Linked DNA regions of Mus musculus: all the other regions are linked to region 3. A link is a loop called in an ENCODE intact Hi-C map of the cell type or tissue named here. Cell type or tissue: heart. All regions are shown on one strand.

Region 1 (8,000 bases), 59 kb before region 3:
CTTCTGGACAATGCACTTCAGGCAGAATAACTCTCTCCGTCTTTTCATACTCTTTCTCCCACTGTCTCTACACTGATTTCTTTTCTAGATGACTGTGGTCATGTCTTATATCATGTCTAAGAACATCCTCCCAAATGTAAGAGTCCGTGCTCAACAACCATCGACGAAAACCTCTTTGAAGTAGGTTACTGATGCTAAAGGCCAGGGGATTCAGAGGACAGAGCCATACTGGGGAATGGGACAGCTGAAGAGACTGCAGTTTGAACTGCACCAACAAGCCAAGCAGAATTTAAAGGTATAAGTAATAACTTATCATCATCTCTTGTGGTCCCAGGGCTTAACTGGATCAAGTGGTTCTCACCTGGACTCTGAAATACAGTCACAGTGCCTGGTGGCTCGAGATGTTTGAGTGCTCTGCCAGACAGTGTCAGAGATGTTCAACTACTCTGCTCAGAGCAAGTATGGTAGAGACTTCTGTTGGTTGGTGTCTTAGTTAGGGTTTTACTGTTGTGAACAGAAACCATGACCAAGGCAAGTCTTATAAAAAACAACATTTGCTTGGGGCTGGCTTATAGTTTCAGAGGTTCAGTCCATTATCATCAAGGCATGGCAGTATCCAGGCAGGCATGGCGCAGGCAGAGCTGAGAGTTTTTTCATCCAAAGGCTGCTAGTGGAAGACTGACTTCTAGGCAACTAGGGTGAGGATCTTATGCCCACACCCACAGTGGCACACCTACTTCAACCAGGTCACACTTATTTCAACAAGGCCTCACCTCCAAATGGTGCCACTCCCTGGTCCAAGAATATATAAACCATCACAGTTGGCCATATATTTTACTCTGTGCAGCGGTCCAACTATGAAGCTAGCTTCTGCCTGCCTGTTCATCTAACATGGTCTCAGGTTAAACATTTCCAAAGCCCAGATGTATGTGTCACGAACACTGAGCCTTAGCCTTAGAAACCACACATCTTCAACTTCCAATATGTAGCAGCCTAGATGTACTGGAGAAGAGGAAGGGCCCACATTCTCGTTGTCTCTCTCTCTCTCTGCCTCTCTCTCTCTCTCTCTCTTACTCTCTTTCACACACACACACACACACACACACACACACACACACACACACACACTTACACACACTTGTCCAATAAAGTATAACATAATTAATATTAGGTAAATTCTAAGACAAGATGTGAAAAACATTGTCTACCTTGCTTACTAGAATACTGAGTCCTAAATTTTTCAGTTTCTATGCAATCTAAGGTCTTGAAGCCTCCACACTATGAGGAAGTCTGAGCTAATCAATGGAGGCAGGCTTGAGAATGCTTGAGAGTACACAGATACCCTGAACAAGAGACCAAGCACCCTGGACACAGCCTATTAAGGGAAGTCTACAAATGAGGAGAGATAGGAACGGGTCATTCCCTGAGACAGTCACGGAATGGGGAGGGCCCAGGGATAGTAACTATACTCTGTCATTTATTTAGTACCATTAATCAGAACTAATATGGAATGGGGCTGTGAATTTCTAGTTTACTTCTGGAATAAGGCATTGAGTTTCTTGGGTGGCTTTTATCAGGCAGAAGTGTTATCAAGCATTTGGGAGTCCCTTTTGTCAGCTCCTAATTCCATTAACAATACAACTTAAAAGTGGACTTAGAAGGAAGCTTTAGAACCATTTTACTAGAGTTTGAGAGAAAAATAAGAGGACAGTCAAGGCGTAGATCCCAGCAGCTGTGCGAAGGAGGGAAATAGGTAAGAGGAAGGGAGTACAAATAAGCAGAAGCCATCAAACAGATGTGCAAAGGGCTTAGGGTCCTCAGCGAAAACTGTGGGAGAGTACAGCCCCTGGGATTTGGGTCAGTATCCAAAGAAGGAGTAAAAAGGAAGGGAAAGGAAAAGGTACTCCTTCTGAGTTAGGACCCTGGCAAGCAGGCAGGCTTAGCACTCAGGATTTGCAAGCAACTGAATCAGGGAGGGGCTTCTGAAGGTAAAATACATTATCTCATTACGGGGATAATTCACTCCACCGGCACACACACACACACACACACACACACACACACACACACACACACACACACATACACACACACACACACACACACGCACACACACACTCTGGTTTTAGCAGGAATTCGGGTAAATCAGCTTTTCTGAGGAGTGGCCCTCTGGCAGGCAGAGTGGACTAGTTCCTACAGAAAGGGACAATAGTTTTTCCTTGTTAGATCTCCAGTTAGGGTGAGTGGTAACCCTAGATCCTACTTTCTGGGCTAGGAAGGAGTTGTTTCCCCTTCACAGACCTCCACAGGGTCTCCTTGCCTTGCCTTCCTCCTTTTGGTAAGGCACATTAATTAACAAGGGGCAAAGCTGATTATGAGGGATGGAGTCATCCTCCAGGCCAGCAAATGTGCTAATGCCTTGAGGCATTAGCTAATGCTAATGAGGCTATCTACCACTAGGTGTTACCTGCCAACACTAGAGAGGCCTTTACCCCTAAAGTCCCTTTGGACTTAAAACTGAAGGAAAAACAAACAAACAAAAAAACAAGAGATCCAGGCTCTCTGTGCTGAGGTAAGAGGATCTCAAGCATAGCGTTGTACGCAAATGGAATAAAGAATATCCGTGCCAGTAACATCAGATCTGCCTTCTCATTCATTTCAGAACAAGCTCGGAGTAGTTCATGCCTTTGAAACCTATTGCCTATTGCCTTTAGAGTGACTTTAGTGTAAAAACTTAAAATAGGCTGATGATCATGTCTGGAGCAAAGGTCACCCCCAAAGATGACACCTAAGCTGCACCCATTCCGTCTGTCCTCCAGCCTTGCTAAATATGTTTCTAAAGCACAATGTCCTAAAGGAACAAAGTTCCTCCCTTGACATCAGTTCAAGAAGGTCAAGAAGACAACACTAGGACAAGTCATTTGAGTGACCAGACCTTGCTTTCAGACTCCACAGTGGGGTCCTGGCGTCTGGAATAAACAAAAGCAAGAGAGGAGAGGAATGGAAACCAGCACTGAGGGCCAGCTGGCTGCATCCGAGGGTGGGGTTTGGTGGAGGTAGGTAACTAGGACCCCTCCTTCAATTCAACAAACACCTTCTGGAGCCTGACTCTCCAGGACGCTGGGTTTTGCTACAGGGAGAGTCAGAGCCACACCAAAGGCATGGAGGCTGAGCTGTACCTCTGGCCTGGGGGAACTACCAGCTGTGCTCTGGGGTAGAAGGTAGAGTGGGGGTGCAAAGAGCCTGCTAAGGTCTACAGCCCAGGAAACCCCTGTGGCACCAACAGGATCCTTCAGTGTGCACCAGGGCAGGTAGAGGTCTGCGGCTGTATACCACCCAGGCTGGCCTCAAACCCTGTGCCACCATGTCTGACACTGTCTTGAGGGTTTATCAGCATCCAACCATGTGACTTTTACACAATGCCTATGGCAGTCTGGAGAGTGGAAAGGGTCTTTTCTCCCTTTTGACTAAACGATGAGTAAGCCACACTTTCTTGTGTTTGAAATGGCTTTAGAGTGTAGAAAAATATCCACACGACCTGTCGGTTGGTATTGAGTACTGATAGCTACCAAGGCTGGCAATTAGAAAAGAAAAAAATAGCTTGGGTCAGGAAAGCAAAAAGGCATCCAGTCTCTTAAGACACAAGGCTCTAAATACCTCCCAGGGTTCCACAAAAGGCCATGCTTGTTTTTTCTTTTGACTTAACTCATCCTGTTTCTGTTTCCAGAGCCCCAATGCAAGTGGAATTCATCAGCCAAAAATACAAATAAGAATAGAAACGGGGAAAAAAAATCTGCTTCTTCTAAAGACTTTTAACGTGCATTCAGCTTGCTGTTACTAGATAAGGACTAAGTCCTTTTCTGTGCTGGGAACCCTAAGTAGTCACATAGGCCTATTATGTCTTAAATGCTGCCCGTGGCCCTGGAACAATGAGCCTGAGGTCCAGGAGCTGAAGCAGTAGGCAGCCTGCCAAGTTCAACACAGGCCAGTCTGAAGAGCAAGGCCTGCTGGGAGCTGCTTCCTGCTCTGCATAGATGCAGGGCAAAGATTTTCCATGCTGGCTTTCAGCATGCACGTTCCACACCGAAGGCCCAGACCAGTGATGACCTGTACTGACATTTTCCATGACATTCTTTGTTTTGTTTTCTGCTTGATAGTATAACTTCGGGGTTTCTTTTTTTGTAACAATCGCTTGGCAAAGATTACTCTTAGATGTCATAGGGGAGTCACCAGACACAGCTAGATTCTCCCCTGGGCAGACATCTCTTTTTTAAATGGAGCTTCATGGGAATTTACTGGATTATTTGTGGAGGAACCCTTTGCTGCACAGCTGTTGGTCAAGAATGTGCCTTGCTTGTGGAAATAAAAGAAGTGGCAGTGGAGCCTTATGATAATGTGCATAAGGAATTAAAAACTGAATTTAAAAATAGGAAATGCAGGGTGCTGGAGAGATGGCTCAGTGGTTAAAAGCATGGCATTGCTCTGAGCTCCTCCCTGATCCACAGTCACCTGTTAATGCCAACTCTGAAAGTCCTGACTTTCAGCTTTTTCTTGACTCTGGACGCCTGTACTCACCTAAACACAGACAAATACTCACGCACACACATTTTAAAAATCTTTTAAAATGGACTACATATTGCTTTATCTCCATTTAGAGCAACATTCTTGTAAAGTGCCATATTTTTTGCCTACATTTGCCTTCATTGGAGACACATCACATGCCCTTATAGCAACCAGGCTCAACCTCCAAGAGAATGGTTGATACTAATTGTCTTCTTTGCTGCACTTGGTGGCAAATGACCTGTACTGAGCATCCAGGAGTTTTTCACCCAGTACTGAACTCACATTGCTAGGTTTTCACGTCAGAGGAAATACAGCTGCATGCATTCACTGTGTGGCAGTCTCCAATACGACGCTTTCCAGGGGAGTTTTAAGATCAGTTTAGACTTTGCCTAATTTTTTTTTATGCATACATAACATGGATTCCACTTGGTGTGTGGCAGTGGTCCACGCCTATCCAGAGTGCTACTAACAAGAATTTATTTCCTTTGGGACATGTTTGGTATACTTCCAAAAAGTTCTTTGCTATGAGGACTCAATGAGTTTTCTGGAAGAGACAATTGCTGACTTTTGCCAGGAACCAAAGGCTCCTTCTGTTCCCTGAGCTTGGAAACGAGGACCATTGCTCCGCATGACTGCTACTCACACTTATGCAGCTTAAAGATATTTTATTGACTGTTTTGCATTTAGTGCTCCATCATGTAAATTACTGTACAGGTGTGCTGGCAGATCTCAGAAGATGTTTCCATAAGACTATTGAAAGAACTCACATGCTTTTCAGCAGACAAATCTTAACTGGGATATCTCTATACAAGGAAATATTATACAGCTGTAAAGAGAAATGAAGAATGACTTCTTTATATGCCCCTGTGGAAGACAAATAGACTATATTGCTAATATTTTAGGACATGAGTATAAAAATTCAAAATGAAACAAGAACTAATCTAATTTTGTATTAGGTTAATGGCAAATCCACTCAGTAAAAAAAGTTTTTCAAGTGACCTTAGAATATGAGGATTGATGTGTGTGGTGGGTAGATAACTGTAATCCCAGAATTTGGGAGATGAAAACAGGAAGATCAGAAGTTCAAGGTCTAGCCTGGACCACTTGAGACTCTTACTCAAAAACAAAAAACAGCATAAATAATAAAACAAGAATATCTAATGAAATAAGTAAATAAGGAAAATGAGAATTGACTAAAGGGCCTATACGTGGGTTATACTCTTAGAACAAAAAAGAAAAAAAGACACCCACAAATAATAATAATAAAAAGGGTACAAAGCTTCAACTCTTTCCAAAAATTGTATTAATGAAAGTGTTACTTTTGATCTTGAGCAAGCCACTAAGAAACATCCCTCCATGGCTTCTGCATCAGCTCCTGCTTTCTGACCTGCTTGAGTTCCAGTCCTGACTTCCTTAAGTTATGAACAGCAATGTGGAAGTGCAAGCTGAATAAACTCTTTCCTCCCCAAGTTGCTTCTTGGTCATGATGTTTGTGTAAGAATAGAAACCCTGACTAAGACAGGCTGTTTATCTTGGGATCAAACAACTAATGAGGTAGGCATCCTCTGGGCAGGGATTCTGAGAAGGTGGAGGTGGGGCTGAGGTCCAGACAGAACAAGGTGACTGCAGCACACAGGTAGTGCCTGCTATCCCATTCACTCCTACATTGTCACCTCCCTTCTAGATGCTAGCACCTAGGGAACTGTATGTGTTAAACGGAGTGGAAAATCTACTCCCCTGAAGATCTTGTATTATTGGCAAAAGCATATGTGGTGGTTTGAATATGTTTGGCTCAGGGAGTGGCACTATTAGGAGGTGTGGCCTTGTTGGAGTAGGTGTGGCTTTTGTGGAGGCAGTGTGTTACTGTGAAGGTGGGCTTTAAGAGCCTCCTCCTAGCTGCTTGAGGATGCTCAGCCTTCTCCTGTTTGCATTCAGAATAAGATAGACCTGCGTAGATGCTGCCATGCTTCCCACCATGATGATGATGGAAGGACTGAAACACAGAACCAATAAGCCAGCTCCAATTAAATGTCGTTCTTTATAAGAGTTTGCCTTGGTCATGGTGTCTCTTCAGAGGAATAGGAACCTTAGGTAAGACAACATAACCAGAAATTTATTGTGAAAACCAAAAAAGCTTAATAGAAGCCCCCAATACACATGTTTTAATTTCAAGTAGAAAATTTGCCCGGAAATGTGATCTGTAGCCATCTTACTGAGAGTTATATATATAAGCAAAGAGGTGTCGCTTGCTGTGCACTGGGCACTGTCCACTTTCTCTCTTGCTCCCTCAGAGCTGCATGAATGGCTGGGCTCAGTTTGGCTCTACATGGCCTGGCCTGGCAATGCTATCAGGTCCTTCGGTGGGGGGTATGTCTAAGTAGTGATGCAGTTAAGTTTGCTTAGCTTACAAGGCCTGGTACTTTTCCTGACTGAGGAACTGGGATTGAATTTATATATTTTTATGACTGCAGGCTTATTTCCTGATTTTTCAGGTTTAAAGAAACAAATCAAAATAATAAACTTCCTTATTCTCTTTTGATTGACTCTGTGGTGACAATAGAATTAAGGAACAGCTGCTCAAGGAGGCAGCAATGAATTATTCTTGGCCTACTGTGGATGGCAATAAAGCCCTTGACTGCTAGAAAATGAAGCCTTCTTTGTGGCCAACACTCCCTAACCCTTGCATTATCTACCACCACAATGCTTCTCCTTTTGAAGTGAGGAATGACCTAGAGAATACTGAGCCAAGTGACTTATAATCAGGAGAAACAAGCCAGTAGCAGAACTTCTCAGCTGTATGGTCTCATAGGCACTCCATCCTGCATGTCTGCAGGTTCTGTGGGTACTACCAGCTCTGAATACACACACACACACACTCACACACACACACACACACACACACACACACACACACACACACACACACACAGGGAAAAATAGATGCCTGATTTAAGCATGTACATGCTCTTTCCTTTTCATTGTTCCTGAAACAAAATAGTTAGCAATAATTTATATAGCATTTCTGTATGTGGGAGGATTTGCACGGGTTACAAGCAGAAGCGATTTGAATAACTGCTGGCTTGCTATTTGCAAATGGCCCTGGACCCTGGCCTTCAGTCATTGAGGCAAGCTATAGTGATAAACCTGATCTATGTCATTTCTCCTGCTCTTTCCCAAGTGGAACTCTTGATAGCTTCCTGCCCCTCTGCTAGTAAAGTTTTCAGGCTGGATGTGGTAGTGCATACCCATAATATATGGATTTGGCAAGTGAAGGCAAGAGAATCCAGAGCTTGACATTGTACATCCTGGATCAGCCTGGGCTACATGACAGCCTGCCTTAAAATGAACCCCAAACAAACTTTTGCTTTTTGACACATACATTCACCCTGAGCTATATGTAGTAGAGTGCGTTATTATTACACTGCTTTGTGCATCTT
Region 2 (8,000 bases), 1.4 Mb after region 3:
GGTGGGTAACAGTAATCAGAACGATATCATATATATAACTAAGATTGTCAAAGAATGAATTTAGGTAATAAAAATGTTAAAGGTACAAAAATGTACACAGTAGATCAAATGAAAGGTCCAATAAAGATATACCAGGTCACTATTATCTGTATCACACTTCAATCTTCAATTATTTACAAAACACTGCAATAAAATGAATGGACTTTCCATATACATAACCAAGGTTCTAATTTATACTTTCTCATTATTGAACATTACATTGGTAGAAATTAAGATCTATTTATTTATCTTTATCTATTTGAGTGTGCGAATGCGTCATGAGTATGTGGTGTGTGCACATGTATGTGTGACAGAACATGCACCTGTGTCCAAAGTGTCAGGTACTCACCCTTCCCTATCACTCTCTACATATCCTTTTGAGACTCTCCCTTTCAGCTAGAAGCCAGCCACTACCACTGATCCCAGGGTCTCTACCTTCCTAGAATCTAAATCTACAGGCATACACTGGACTCTTGCCTTGCCACCTGGGTGCTATTAGAATCTGAACTATTTGGAACTATACCACCAATCAAAGAAAACACATGGTGGAACTTGTGACTCTAGCTATATATGTAGCAGAGGATGGCATAGTCGGTCATCAATGGGAGGAGAGGCCCTTGGTCATGTGAAGGCTCCAGGCCCCAGTATAGGGGAATATCAGGACCAGGAATGGGAGTGGGTGGGTTGGAGAGCACGGGAAGGGAGATAGGGGATTTTCTGAGGAGAAACTAGGAAAGGAGATAACATTTGAAATGTAAATAAAGAAAATATCTAATAGAAAAAAAGAATCTGAACTATTGTCTCATGTCTGAATAGTTAGCACTCTCAACCCCTCCTCTATCTTTCCAGCACCCATTAACAGACTCTAATACTCAGTTTCCATCAACTATAAAATGGATGTAAATATATGTCTTGTACATCTCATTGTAATAGTACTGAAAGATTATATTAATTGGCTATATGCACTTTTCCCAAAGCACAAATTATATGTATTTGAATTTTAAAAAATTAAAGCAGGCAGGTTTACTGTTCTCTTGAGTTTGAAGAAATAATGCTAAAACACTCATCAAACTGTCTAAAGTACATATCCAATAAATTACTAATTAAATAAGTAATAATTGTAATGACTTGATACAAATAGTTAAAAATTTAAGCTAAAATTTTAATCTGATTATAGGGCTTAAAAAGTTAACATACCCTACTGTTTCATTCACTTATAGGAAACTTACAATAAGAATATGACCCAGGATATGCCTTTATACATTCTTTAGCAACTTAATATCATTTACTAAACAACTGAAGAAGGGCTTTTCATTTCAATGCAAGGTTCTCTTTTATATTAAGGGAGCTGTTTCTCCCCATGGCCCTGTTTTGAGTGGAGGAGGAGCAAAAGATCCTTAGAGATAAGAATCAAATGACCTTCTTTAAGGGTCATTTGGAATTGGAGGCCAATGTAACAGTTCTTGCTGATGGATTTCTACACAGTTACTGGCGACTAACAGTCTATGGTAAATAGAATCTAGGGAAACACAAACCTGGGTCTGTCTGCCAATTCATTATAAGAGGTGTGTGGCCTGAACCTCTGACCTTTGTGGTGAAGGTCCCCTCTTTGTCCCGTTTTCTCTGTAGCACTATGGTGGCCACTGGCTTTGCTTTCTTTCTCCCATCCTGTCCCAACTCACCCCTGCTCCAACATCAAATCATACTTATTTTGTTTTCCACATCTGGTCTTTGCTCAGTTGATAATACTTCCTGGCAGGATGAACCATGGAAGGAAAATAAACACCATGTGTTGCTGGGACTACAAGTGATGCTCTCTTTCTCTGATGTCCCAAAGCTTGTTTCTCTTACAGAGCTGCCCCTAAGAGCACCATGAAAACACCGCCATGATGAGTTTGCTAAAGTTGCATACACAAGCACATAGGTAAACCAAATAATGTAACACATTAAAGTCAAGACTCAAGATGAAGGGAAATGTTCGGTCGATGAGTATCTGCTAGGAAAAACCAAACTTAACACCAAGGAGAGCAAACCCAATGTTTTCTGAATTCCTTGCTGCCTTTGAGTGTCAGAAGCTGGAGGATTGCAGTTTAGTGATCCCTCATGTCTGCAAACTCAGTTATCAGCTAAATTGGGTAAACATTATACCAACATACAAATATGTACATGTGTACATGTGCCGTGTGCTCAGTTCATAACACTTTGAGGAGCTTAATCATAAAATCTGAAAAATTCCTATTTATGATCTTCCTAAAAGAATTAACAAAAGTTCTTCTGGGTATTTAAACATATGTGTAAGGTTGGTTTTAATTTTACAATGTATCCTTTTACTTTAAGCAAACAAATAGTAGTAGTAGTAGTAGTAGTCGTAGTAGTAGTAGTAGTAGTAGTAGTAGTAGTAGTAGTAGTAGTAGTAGTAGTAGTAAATGATTGGCCTCATGGAGGTTATACTGATTTTTTTAAAGTTTATAATATAATTGTTAGGCTAGACAATACCATTCCTTTTCTGTATCTCCTCTCAAAACTCTAGAAATGAGTTCACAGTTGTGAATGTGGAAAAAAATTGTGTACTGCTTCCACAAGTGCTAACTGTGAGCTGGGAGAAAATTAGTCCATTTGCAGGCATTGGAAAACCAGGGAATCATTCCATTGTCAAGACAAGAACCAGCAGCTGCTTTGGATTCCATGTATTTCAAGGACAAATCATTCATTGACTCCTTTGACACCCAAAGTATGCCAATAATTCAATGTATTAGTTGGATGCAAATTTCATACAATAAGGTATGGAAAGCAAACTGTAATTGGGAGTGCTTGTGTGAATGGAGCTCTGTCCTTTGACAGAGCCCATTGTTGAACAGCAGCCTGAACCCCCGACCCTTTACTTTGCAAGGATACAATAGCCTTTGATATGAGGTGGTGGGAAAAAGACTTAGACACTCATTTCACATTCAGTTGCAATTCATCAGTTTGGCGGGGACTTTTAGCAGCTTTAATGACCACAGCAATTGATGGTTAAATCAATTTGTGCCGGTGACAGCATGGCTGGCCTCTAGACTGTAACAATCCAGGATTGCGCCAGGCAGAAAAGACTCTGTTATTCAGATGTGCGCGGTTCCTACTCTGCTCAGAGAGAGAACAATGAGAGAGTCTCTGGCTCAGGCAAGCTGGAAAACGTTCACATTCACTCCACTGCCTGCGCAATGTTGTGGCTTCTCTGTAAGGAGGTGCAGCGCATTTCATTCCCGTAAGTATTGTTGCGAGTAAAAATATACAGACGACAAAGATTTCTAACGTTTAACTATATCCTGAGAGATAGTAACAAACCAGAAAGAATTTAACCTTTGATTCCTTGATCGAACTGGGTGGTCCTACTCCTGCCACCACTGCGCACCCCTCCTCCACTTCCCCTCAAAAAAATTAGAAAAGGGAAAGAGAAAAGCAGCAGCAGAGATTACGATAGAGGAGGCTTATGTTTAGGAGGGAAAGGTGAGAAAACAACCCCACAGTATTTTGTGTAAAAAAGGAGGGAATATTGCTCCCTCTTCTGTTGATCAGAGGTATTTTTTTCCTAGTAATGATTTAAAAATACATGTTTACTGTGAAAATATGTAAATGTCAGCATAGTTCACTGAGTTGAACTGACCTGTTCAAGTTTCTTAAAATAAAAAGGCAAAGTAAGTATTTTTTTTTTAAGCTAAACCTACGTTTAACATTTAGGAATTCTGCAGGCATAACTGGCAATTTTTAAATGGGGAGAAGGATAAAATATCATCACAACAACATTAATTTTGGTTTAGTTTCATCAGTGAATTGCGTCATTAAATATAGGAATCAAGAATTAAACCATAAGCAAGACTTTTAAATTCTACAGAAAATGTGCAGCCTAAAACATACCTGTAAGATTAAGCAATGTGAAGCCAACATATTATTTGTATATCTGAATACTAATTAATGTCTGGCATAACGTAAGATACACAGATGACTGTAACAAACATGCAACTAAAGCTAATTAAAGGAAAGTTTCTTGTTTTTAAACATGTGTTAATGCTGCATTTATTAAACAAAATTTTTTAAGTAAAAAAAAAATAGTATACAAAAAGTATTAAATTCTACTCTGGACTGGATAAAATTGACTGTAAGGGTGGACTCTGACCCTGAGTTGCCTTTTATGTCCTATTAAGAATTAGACCAAATGATACAATTTTATTTTAGAGCTATGGTGGAGAAAAAAGAAAAGAAACCATGTCCAGAATATAAGCAGATCCATGGGAAATGGATGGCCCCGACTCGAAGCTATGGTGTTGTGGGAAAAAATGTAAACAAGGTTTTCGAACAGATTTGTCTAAACATTGAAAGAATATTGAGTCTGTACAGAGGAGGTCTTGGCACTGAGTCCAGAGCTGTGCTTGGTAACTGGGGAGGGTAGAGAAAAGGAGGAGAGTTTCCATGGCAACACTGGTGCTGAGCATAAATGGAACAGGCATGCATCTTCCCAAGGGAGGACTGGAGGGTGGAAAGTGGAAACGAGGGGTAAGGGCGGTAGGGCCCCCATGAAGATACTTTATGCTGAATAAGTGTTTTGTGTAACTGTGTGGCATGCTGGACATCACTGTGTGCATTCTGAGAGATATGAGACCTCTTAAAAACACTGCTGCCATGATCCAAGACAGTTCTAGGTGGAAATAAATGTTGTCTTACCATTTCTAGAGTGAACACAAATACACTGAACCCATCTTGCTTCTGATTTTGTTATGTCCCTTCAAAGTAGAATGAGAGGTGACATGAGTAAAGCTTTTTACAGATTATTTTTCTTTATTCTTGAGAGTCGTATGGAAATAACCCTATTTCCTTCTCTTAGCTGCAAAGGCAGGAAGATATGATTTCTCATTATTTTGAATGTGAAACTATGATTCACAACTTTGACACTGTTTCACCTTTCACAAGAAAGCATCCTCGTTCAAGGAACAAGATAAAATGAAAGTGAACATCATTTACCTGACTAGATTATCATTATTAATAATTTTATCTCATTGTAAATGCTTCAGTGTCAAGATTAAATTAGGATGGCATCAAGAAGAGGTGATAAGTTGCAGGCTAAACGCTATGGCATACTATGAAGTCAGCTTATGACCATACTTTCATTAGAAGTGAGATTGTGGCACCAACTTGCAGAGAGCACAATGCCACAGTACCATACAGGCTTTAATGTGTGTGAGCTACATTTGTGCCCAACACATTAAAAGCTCTGAGCTGTGACGTATGATATTTATGTCTATGAACTTTGTGAGAATGGTAGTCTCCATAAGAGAGCCTATGTACATATATCAGATGCTCAAGGCAGGTTTATTAACTTCCCAGAGAATCAGATAGATCATCTTCTGATCAAAACTATGAGAGCACATAAATGCACCAAAGTGGACATTTATTTACTATCATCAATATAGTATCCAACATGCATAGTTGTCTTACTTAATGCTCACAGATTTCTCAGTATGTCACAATGTGGTTCTCATCTTACAAGTAAGAGTGGAGAGACCCTCAAAGTTTAAATTATGTTAAATTTATATCTCTGAAGAAGCTGGAATTCCAGCCCAGTCCTACCTAACTCATTTATCTTATGACCCTTCAAGTTTCTCATATTTCTCTATACCAAAGAGTACTTTGATATAAAAAAGACTACCTTGTCCTCATCAGAAAAACTGAAGTACAGAGAATTCATTCACTATAATAACTCTGCTCTTTAGTCCTTCAAATCTCAAAAAATACATCTCAGTTCCCATTGCGCCTGAGATTTCAGAAGCCAGTGAAAGCCAGGAACTAGAATACAAAGTTGAACTAACTATCCAAGTGCAAAACCAAGATTTTGACATATGACAAATGGTTCCTGGCAATTGTGAGCAGAATAACAATGAATATTAATGGGCAAGTTTCTCTTCAGTCAGATGTATAGTCCTTGATACAAGCTTAGGGGTAGGATATAGCTGAATGATGTGGTAAATATATTTCTGGCTTTTCTCAGAATCTCTGCACTGATTTCCATAGTGGTTACACCAGTTTATGCTATCACCAGTAATGCATAAATGTTTCCTTTTCTATATGTCTATGCCAACATACTGTTACTTGGTTTTGTAATTTGTTTGTTTAGTGTTAAAATTATACATTCTAACTGGAGCTATTCACACTTGTCACACTGGGGCCATTCAATGTGGTTTTAATTTGCTCTTCTTGATGGATAATGATTGATGAGTGGTTGGTTTTTATTGTTGCTGTTCTTGTTTGTTTTTGTAAAATAAGATTTATTTATTTATTTATTTATTTATTTATTTAATGAGTATGAAAGGTTTTCCTGGATATATGTCTGTGCACACAGTGCCTGAGGAGGGCAGAAGATGGCATCAGATCAACTGGAGTGATGGGATTGTGTCTTAGGGTTTCATTGCTGTGAAGAGACACCGCAACCAAGGCAACTCTTATAATTAAAGCTTGATTACAGTTTAGCAGTTTTAGTCCATTGTTAGTATGATGAGAAGCATGGCATCCTACAGGAAAACATGGCACTGTAGGAGTCAAGAGTTCTGCATCTTGATCAGCATGTATCAAGGAAAGAACTGGCTTGAGCTTCAGAGACCTCGAAGCCCACCTCCACAGTGACACACTTCCTCCAACAAGGCCACACCTCCTAATAGTGCCACTCCCATGGGCCACACATTCAAACACATGAGTCTATGGGGGCCTTACCTATTCAAACAAGATGTAAGCCAGTATGTGAGTTTTGACACCTGAAACCAGGTTGTCTGCAAGAGCAATATGCACTCTTAAACTCTTAAATGTCTCTCCAAACCCCTGAACATTTTAAAAAATGTTTCTCAGCCATTTATGTTTCAACTTTTGACAACTCTGCTTAGCTCAATGTTGCATTTTTAGTTCGACTGTTAATTTTTTTTTGTTTTTTTCTTTGTTGTTCTTGTTGTTCTTTGTATATTCTAGATATCAGTCCTCTGCCAAATGGAAGCAGCCTATATGACCATCAGATAGTCAATGAATAATGAAAATATGGAATATTTACACAATGACATGTGTTCAGCAGTTAAGAAAACCAAAATTCACAAGTAAATGGGTGGAACTGGAAATAACCATTCTATGTGAGGTAATCCAGACCCAGAAAAACAAATAACTCATAATTTTTCTCATGTGAATATTAGCTTTGACTCTTTAGATATGCATGCTCCACTTTAAATACTCACAGATGTTAGAAAACTAGTGAGAGAGCATGGTAAAGGAGGAGAGAATCACTCAAGGAATGGGAAATAGAATCCAGTAGTGACATAATGCAAAAAAAAAAAAAATGGGGAATGATGATCCAGGAAAGATTAAATGGTTGGGGATAGTAAGAGTAGAGCATGGAATATGGAGAGGACTAAATACCACTAAAGACCTTTTGAAAAGCCATGTGAAAACCTAGTACTGTAAAATAGATACATATATGCATATAAAAGTATTTTAAATTGGGATACTCTATAACTGGAGGTCAATACCCCAACTAAATACCACATGGTAGCAAATAAAAACCCAGTATCAGAAACGGATTACATCATTTTGAGTTGTTGGCCAAAGGTGATCCATAAACCTTCATACAATTACAGACTATTTCCAGTGCTCTTGGGTCCCCTCCAAGACTCTTTGGGAAGATACTGTTGAAGATACACATATTGTGTGAAGTCACACAATATGGAAAATCAGAGAGGTACTGAACTGGAGGCTTCATTCTTACTGGCCAGCTTTCAGAATATTGGAAAGTACCATGCATACTACTGGAGGAGAAAAATAATTATCTATCTCACACAGTTATCTCATCATGAAAGCAATGATAGCATCTGGCCAAGCAAGATATGCATGATGAAGTAGAGGGATAGCATGAAATCCCATCACTAGCTTAAGAGCTATTGGAATTTCACACATGC
Region 3 (8,000 bases):
AATTTTGATCTATTATTTCAATTAGAGGAACATTATTGAAAGGCTAATGCTGTTATCTCTTTTTTTAATACGATGTAATATTGAGGTGCCACCAGAGTGGTTCAACTTTACCCTGAACTCCACCCTGCACTCTACTCAAGAAAAGAGCACAACAGGTAGACTATTTTGCATTTAATAAAGCAATGGTAAAAAATAAAAAGAATTCAGTTTAGGGTCCAGTAAAGTAAAAATATCCAGTTATGAGATGGAAAATAAGCAGAAAGTAAACTAGTAAGAGTTAATATATAAAGGATTATCTTTTCATTTGAATAAAAGATGCTAACACTTTGACTAAAAAACAAAAACAAAACCAAGCTTGCAGCTATGCTAATGGCCCAAACTGACAATAAGTCCATTCAACACCATTACTTCCTTATAGAAACCTGTCCATGAAGTATAGCATATCAGTTCAAGAACACTTTGGAAACGAGCCAAACGCTAAGGCTTATACTACATAAACCATCAACATTTAAACAGGTTTGGCCATCTTTTCATGACTTATGTGCAGTCTGAACTCCACATTCTTCCTGATTATAAAATGTAACTTTCTGGACCTGCAATGACAAGGAAACAGTTTATGAAATAGTCTCATAAGACATTTGAAAGTCTTAGGGTCAAGCCACTTTTGTCTTAAAGGACTTATTCTCGCATGCTATAACTAAAAGCAGGTAAATGGTAACAACTGACACAGTATAAGATCTTCCTACATACTTAATTTGACACTGATTATGAATTTCTGAGCTTGAAAACTTCTTATCAAAAACCACAGCCAAATGTACTTTTGATGGCATGCAAGGCCTTCCTAAAAAATTAATCTAAGACCTAGAAGTCAGCCTCAGAACATAAAAAAACACAACAAATTTGTACATTTTATTCACATTTATTTTTTTGCTTTTAGTGTGCTCACAGAAAATTAGAACACCTTAAGCAGGAGTTGAATAGCAATGCTTGTAAGCAACGTTACATTCCAGCTCTATGTCAAATTGGTCAAAGCTCCTCCAGTATTTACAAAACACGAGAGACGAGATGCTACACAAAACCATTGCATCTGAAGATCTGTTTCTCCTTTATTCTCAAAGACAACTGGAAAGGAAAGCATTGTCTGCTGTAATCAAAAAACATACCACAGTATAAACAGTAACCATTCCACGTATCACAGCTTGGTTGAGTTTAAAATTTTGTGTTTAAAAGGTCCAAGATGACTGCAGTTTTACAAAAATGGGCAGGGTGGAGACTTGCAAACTTCATGTGCTTCTGAAGGATATCAAGATTTGTTTTTATACAATAGTCACAGTTAAAAACACCCTGCTGGTAATACATAATTACACTTTATTAAGGTCATAAACCAGCAATAAACAATAAAGCCTATACAACTTGTAGTTCTACTTAATCACTGACTGGTACAGCTAACATGAGATAAGCAGGAAGTTCCTATGGTTTACATGAACTCCTAAGACTATGATCTTTTTTTTTTTTTTTAAATCTGGGTATTGGTGTTTTTATTTTTTTCTCTTTCCTTCTTATTCAAAACGTGTAGTGTTGTAAACCTGCCTCACAAAATACATCGTAATAATTTTTCTTTAAAAAAAAAAAGAAAGAAAGAAAGAAAGAAAGAAAGAAAGAAAGAAAGAAAGGACAAGAACCCTAAGCCTTTACACCCACCACCATTTTAGTGGCATATTATCTTGGCAATGTTATGCACTGCTTCAATTTCCCATAGTGGCCCCTATCACTTCATTTGTTATTCCTTTTGACCCACCCATCTCCTTCATATATGGGTATGTCTATAGATCTGACAAAGAAAGTTTACACTTTTTTAATAAAGATGCAAAGTATGCAAAAAACATTAATACTGATGCCAAAAAAAAAAAAAAAAAGTAAAAGTAAAGAAAGAAGGCAGAGGAAGCTGTCTAACACGTCCTCGGCCTGTCGGAATGGTGGAAACAACTATCTGAGATGGGATCTGTGGGGAAGGGGGCTTAAAAAAAACAAAAAACAAAAAATTTGCTGCTTAAAAAAAATGTGAAATTTAAAAAAAAATCTTTAAAATCAATCCCTGGTTGTAGACAAGTTCTCCAAAACCAGTACCTGGCACCACTCCAACAAACAAACTGGGGGGAAAAGTTCTTGAATTGCGTGAGGGCTCTGGAGCTTACTCGGCCGTTGGCGCGGGGGGCGCCTCCGGACTGCACTCGGGCTGCGGCTCCGGCGACGCGGCGGGGGCTGCGGACGCCGCGGCCTCGTCGGTGGCAGCGGGCGCCTCCTGCTCAGGCCCTGCGGCGGAGGACGCATCGCCCGCGGTGGCGCCGGGCGCGGGCTCCTCCGCCTTCTCCCCCGCCGCCTCCGACTGCTCCTCCGCCTGCGGCTCCTCCGCCGCGGGCTGCTCCGGCTGCTCCGGCTGCTCGGGCTCCGCCGCCTCGGCCTCCCGGGGCTCTCCGCCCGCCGCGCCCTCGGCGCCCGCCCCGCCTGCCTGCTCCCCGGGGGCCGCGGCCCCCTCGCCGCCCGCTGCGGCTGCAGCCTCGTCCTTGGCGCCTTCCGCGGTCGCTCCCTCTGCTTCAGCGCCCTCGCCCGACTCCTTCTTGCTCTTCTTGAAGGAGAAGCCGCTCAGCTTGAAGGACTTCTTGAAGGAAAAGCGCTTCTTTTTTTTTTTCGGGGTCTCGCTGCTGGGCGACGGCGCGGCCCCGTCCTCCGCCTTGGGCGACGACGTGGAGGAGGCGGACGCGCCCTCGGCCTCGGCGGCCGGGGAGCTGGGCTCGGCGGGCTCGGCCTCCGCAGCCTCCTTGTCGGCCGCGCCGGCGCCCGGCTCGGTGGCCGCGGCAGCCTCATCCTTTTCGGCCGCGGCGGGGGTCGCGGCACTGCCGCTCGCGGGCTCCTCCTTGTCGGCGGCCGGGGCGCTGCCGTTGGCTTGCAGCTCCTCCTTGGCGCCCGGCTCGGCGGCGGCGGGAGACGCGTCCCCGTTCACTTTTACGTGGCCATTCTCCTGCGGGGCAGAAAGAAAAAGACGGGGGCGTCACTCGGAGCGACCGACCCGCGCGGGGCAAGCTTCCGTGCCCGGCGGCCGGGGAGTGGACACAAGTCGCCCACATTCTGAGGCCTGCATCAGGTTCCCTTCCCTCCGCCTCGAGCAACGGGAGCTCCCGGGGCTGCGCGTTCCCGGGTGGCGCCGGCAGGGGGCGCTGCTCCTCCACCGCGCGGAGCGCAGCGGGGCGCGGGCGGGAGGGCGCCCAGGGGCGGGGCCACCCCACCCTGCCTAGCCGGGCCCTGCCCGCAGGCCGAGGCGCCCCCGAGCTGGGGATCGCGCAGCCCGGGAGTCCGCAAACAAAGCTCAGGTGGCTGCCCCGGTCGGCCTCTCCGAGGCTCGGCAACCAGCAGGGCTGGGGAAAACCCATTATGTCTGAAGTCTGGCCTCCGCTTCCACGCCCACCTTCGCCCATCATTCTGCAAATTGGGGTGCGCCCGGGCAGCTCCTTTTTGCATTTTTAACGGGTTTAAAGGCTCTTGACAGAGCACGTCTTGCCCCGGTAGGTTTAGAGCAGGCCTTTTTTTTTTTTTTTTTTTTTTTTTTTTTTTTTGGCTCTAGGAAAAGAGGCGTGGTGGGTGCTCGCTGTTTGGAAAGCAGCCACCCATGGCCGACCTCTTGAGCCCACCCAACCATGGCTCTCTGCCTGGGTCGCAGCAGCACTGAGGCAATCCTCGAGGGTGGCCAAGGTGCCACTCACACGAACAGTCCAGACCAAAACACCAGAACTGCTCCCTTCTTGGCAGGCAGGAAAGGGTCTTCAAAAACCCACTGAGAATTCCCACCACACCAGGATACCATTTGAAAAGTCATATGGGTGTGTAATTACACAGCTACCAAAGGGGGAGGGGAAGGGCCATCGCAAAGGCACTTGGAAAAGCTGCCTGTCCGGCTCTAACCAGCCACCTTTCCAAGAACCCGAGGCATACTGCCTCTGGATACAATAAGACAAGCCTTCTCAGCTTGCCTTTCTCCACCGCCATCCGCGTTGGCTCCCCCCTTCCTACACACACATACACACGCGCGCGCACACACACAACCACACCAGAAATCTCAAAGACGACCCAATCTCGACAATAAATACGTGAGCCACCCAAACACCACTGTGGCCCCAAATACAAATGCAACCTGGAGGGGCGTTGGGGGGGGGGTGCATCTAACTAGTCACGTTCAGCCAATCTCCAAACCACGCCATTTTAGACGATTTATCACTCTTCCTCCGGTCTACTCAAGAATTGGCCAGGATCCTTAGGAACCACTCCTTTGGGGTGGGGGTGGAGGGTACCCTTCCTATGAAAAATTGACAATTTAGGCTATCATTACCCATTCAACTTTCAGACTAGAATCTGGCTAGGCTCCCCTCCCTCGAATGCATCTCGGGCGCGACCAGAGGGAAGACGAGGCGTCCAGATTAGAGAAAGACACCCAAGAAATGCCAAGAACCACAGGTAGAATTTACCTGCCCATTTGCTTTGGAAGGCGACGAGGCCACAGCCGCCTCCCCGGGCCTCTCGGCGGTGGCTTCTCCCTTCGCTGCGGTCTTGGAGAACTGGGCACCCATGCTGGCTTCTTCAACAAAGAAACTCAACAGATCCAAGAGAGGAAACAAAGAGCCTTCGGTTGGTGTAACGACGGGGCGAGCAGCAGCAGCAGCAACAGCGGCGGCGGCACACACACCGGAGGGAGGGGGTGGGGGTGGCGAGGAGGACAGAAGAGACCCGATTAAATACTCCGGATAAAAAATTTTTAGTCGAAGAGATCAAAAAAGCAGCAGCGCAGGAAGGAGGGAAAAAGGTGGAAAAGTCGAGCACAAAAAAGGAGCCCAAGTGTAGTTTTTTTAAAAAAAGAAGTAATAAAAAAAAATCCCAGATTTGTAGCCGCACTGTAGACAAGAGGAAAATGGAGAAATCTCCCTGGTTGCTAATAAGATGCGGGGTCCAACGCCCAAGTGCACAGATGAATGGGCTCGCGGGCGCTGACGCGGCCCCCGCGCGCGCTGGCCAATCCGCGCGCCGCACACAAAGCAGGGGGCGGGGCCTGCGCTCCGGGCGAACAATGGAGCCGCGCTTTGCAAACGGTTTGAAAATCAGCCTCAGACCAAGAATTAATGTCTTCCAAATAAATAAATCAATTAAAAAATACGTGCTTCTCGTCTCCCTCGGCCTGAAAATAATAATGCATGTCTTGATTGGCTTGCTTTGTTTGGAATTAATTAACGCGGGAGGGGGTACTTATGGATGGGGGCGGAGAAAGCTTTAACTTGACTCGCATTGACTCTTGCCGGTCTATATCCGCGTCTGTCTCTAGCCATTCTCTCCCCTCCCCCATCTTTCCCGTGTGTTTACGTGTATAAGTGTGTATACGAGTGTTAAAGACAATGGGTAGGATTTGTGTGCTAGCAGCATTTTTTCCCTCCGCACTCCATAAGGGTTTCACAGATAGTGCGCAAGGATTTTTTTTTTTGGGGGGGGGTGTTTCTTTTTTTAAAAAAACTGCTGCAATTGTTAAATCGTCCCACACTGAAAGGTATTTAAACCACGAAGATCGAATTTCATCTAGCAAGATCTCCAGTTGGAATTAGGTCTGTAGGCCAGATGTGGGAAACGCAAAAACAGCAAACAGCCTAAGCCATGCTCGTTCCTTTCTCTCCTAGAGGCGTGAAATAAAATATTTTGAAATTGGTCCTTGGAGCACCTCAAATCGCGTCTCTCCAACTATTCCAATTACCGATCACTTTTCCACAAAACATTGTGAGGACCATTTTCAGAAGATCGAAACTTGCTAGCATGTTATCACTGTAAGAAACGACATCATTAATTTTCCTCTGTGGTAAAACTAGACCGAGCCTTGAGTGTACGAATCCATATTTACAGTTGGGAGGCAGCTACTCTCGTCGACACGGGTTGTTTTCCTAGCCTGCTGCCAACATCGGAGGGACTCTCATTTTGAACTTGTCTGTGCACAGCATCAAGTGTGCTCCTGGAAGAGAGGCAACAGCGAGGAAATCCTAAAAGACCGAGTCCTAGTCTCAGAAGAAATCGCCTGCAAGGTTGAGAGACAGAAAGAAAATCCCTGGAGACTCCACGTCTAACCCAGGCTAAAGGCAAAGCTCTACAGCGGTGTGTAGGATATCTCTCTCGTTCGCTACAGCCCTTGCCACCGAAGTACCAGACGCTTTTAGTGTGTGAAAGACCAGGCGTTGATTTAATGTATCTGGAAGGGAGAGGGGATAGAGGATGCAACTTAATAAATATTCCTCTAGTCTCGCTCATGAAAACATCCAAAACATCTTTCGGCGTTTGCATTTAATGACTGCAACGTGAACGATGGAGGCGAGAAGCAGTCGAGGGAATGGCTCGTTTCTCTTAGTGTTGGCTCGGAATTGTCAAACAGTTACTTTCTGTTCATTGTAGGGAAATAGGTCACACTTTGAGTGAAAAGGACAGTTGGTTCAAGCCAATAACCCTTTGTTCAAGTGCTGTTTGACAGTCCCTGAGCAGAACATCGTTGCGTGAAGTTTCATCTCCTGTCCAGTACCTTTAGATACATTATTAAATCCCAAAGTCATATTCCACGGAGCGCCTGGAAGGAATATTTCGTCGAAACGCGTCTTGCCAACCAACGTGTTAGCACCCGTAAGGAAGCCTGCTGGACTGGCCCGAGAACCCGGCCGCCAGGATGGACACGAATCCCTCATTAGCAGTTCCAACTTGAAAAGTCAACTGGGCTGGTCCAACACCACCATCCAGGAGATTCCCAAAGGCTCAAAAGGCAATCTGTGCACCCACCCCACGGGAACCTTGCCCCTTCCTCTGCGTCTCCCTCCGGTTTTAAATTGGGATGATTGCTAGTTCGCTTTCGGATTTTTTCTCCCAGACATTCGGGGGCTGCTTTTGTGGCTCCTTTGTTAACAGGCTGTCGTGCAGCTTTCCCCCCTTTTCTTTCTCCAATGCCTATTTGCCTGGTATCGGCTCGTCTCCGGGGCAACCGCGGGGAAGATTCGGAGCCCCAGGCGCCGGGAGGGGGAAGGGGCGGAGCCCGGCGGAGTGGGGGCGGGGAGGGGCGCGAGAGGAGGGGCGGAGGGAGTGGGTCAGGAGGAGACCCCAGGACCCACGAGGAGCAGATGGCCGCTCCGGGGCGGAGCCCGTGAGCGTCAGGGGAGCGGGAGAGCCAATCCGTCCCTGCAGCAGCGCGGGAGAGAGCCAACGAGAGTAAACACGCGGGCTGTCCCCCCCCCCCCCCCCCCGCGGTCCCTACTTTGCAGCTGAAGACGTGATTTCCTTTGGATAAGAAAGCTCATTGCCAGTGTGGTTGGAAAGCTGGCGGTCCCCGGGAGAATGGGTTGGGAGGCGGGTTTGGGCGGAGCTCTGAAATCTCCCTCTCCCTTTCCTCCCCTCCCACCCCGACTCAGGCACCCACTAAGCCTGGCGAGAATGGAAGAGGCGGGTGGATGGGAGAGCGGGGCGGGGCTGGGAAAAGGGAAGAGATTGACTCTTGCTATGAACCTTAAGGAATGCCAGCAAGCTATTGGAGCTGCTGGTCTTTACCTGCTGCAGTTCCCCTACAGTTTGGTGGTCTCCCCGTAGAGTTAAGGGTTTGGGGGGGGGGGGAGGCGGGGAAACACCCGCCAAATGCATTTATATAAGTGAGATTAAAGAACCCATAAGGACATTAAAAATTGGAAGCAGGCGCCTATAGCCAACTCAAAAGGGAACACAGACTTTTATTCTCCATTTGCACTGTTTATGGAGGGATGTGGTGTGTATGAGTGTACAGAGTCTTACTGTGCAATACAGGCTGACCTCCAACCCTTTGGAGCCCAGACTAGTCTAAAACTCATGATTCACAGGGTCTATTTCTCAACTGCTAGCGACTAACAGGGGTGTGCTATTACTGCCAGCTCTGTGCTCCCATTTATTCTGACCTGGTGGCACCATAGCTA

Evidence for each region. A loop is a pair of places that touch in the nucleus more often than their neighbours do. Peaks named below come from ENCODE experiments on the same cell type or tissue, not always from the same donor. Only the 100,000 strongest peaks of a DNase experiment are listed, where the experiment ranks them.
Region 1: a loop joins it to region 3, with 6 times the contacts of the local background. A loop is called at or near these places in 15 of 42 quality-filtered maps.
Region 2: a loop joins it to region 3, with 9 times the contacts of the local background. A loop is called at or near these places in 13 of 42 quality-filtered maps.

The regions. Positions count from the first base shown.
Region 1 is chr10:37,074,676-37,082,675 of GRCm38, forward strand. No RefSeq gene overlaps it. Among named protein-coding and RNA genes, the nearest start is that of Marcks, 60 kb to the right of the region's middle. In heart, no CTCF peak of the experiment used is centred here; DNase peaks (open chromatin) are centred at 3,266, 3,986 and 5,116; H3K27ac peaks cover 2,213 bases.
Region 2 is chr10:38,550,808-38,558,807 of GRCm38, forward strand. No RefSeq gene overlaps it. Among named protein-coding and RNA genes, the nearest start is that of Gm22911, 61 kb to the right of the region's middle. In heart, a CTCF peak has its summit at 3,588 (motif pointing left); no DNase peak of the experiment used is centred here; H3K4me3 peaks cover 717 bases; H3K27ac peaks cover 783 bases.
Region 3 is chr10:37,133,917-37,141,916 of GRCm38, forward strand. Marcks (myristoylated alanine rich protein kinase C substrate) reads right to left here and starts at 5,010. Exons shown (of 2, transcript NM_008538.2): 1 at 4,518-5,010; 2 at 1-3,019. The coding sequence starts at 4,619. The coding sequence ends at 2,192. It overlaps 5930403N24Rik (RIKEN cDNA 5930403N24 gene), which reads left to right and starts at 5,616. Exons shown (of 3, transcript NR_166104.1): 1 at 5,616-6,829. In heart, a CTCF peak has its summit at 3,189 (motif pointing right); DNase peaks (open chromatin) are centred at 3,245, 3,845, 5,035, 7,325 and 4 weaker places; H3K4me3 peaks cover 7,164 bases; H3K27ac peaks cover 6,064 bases.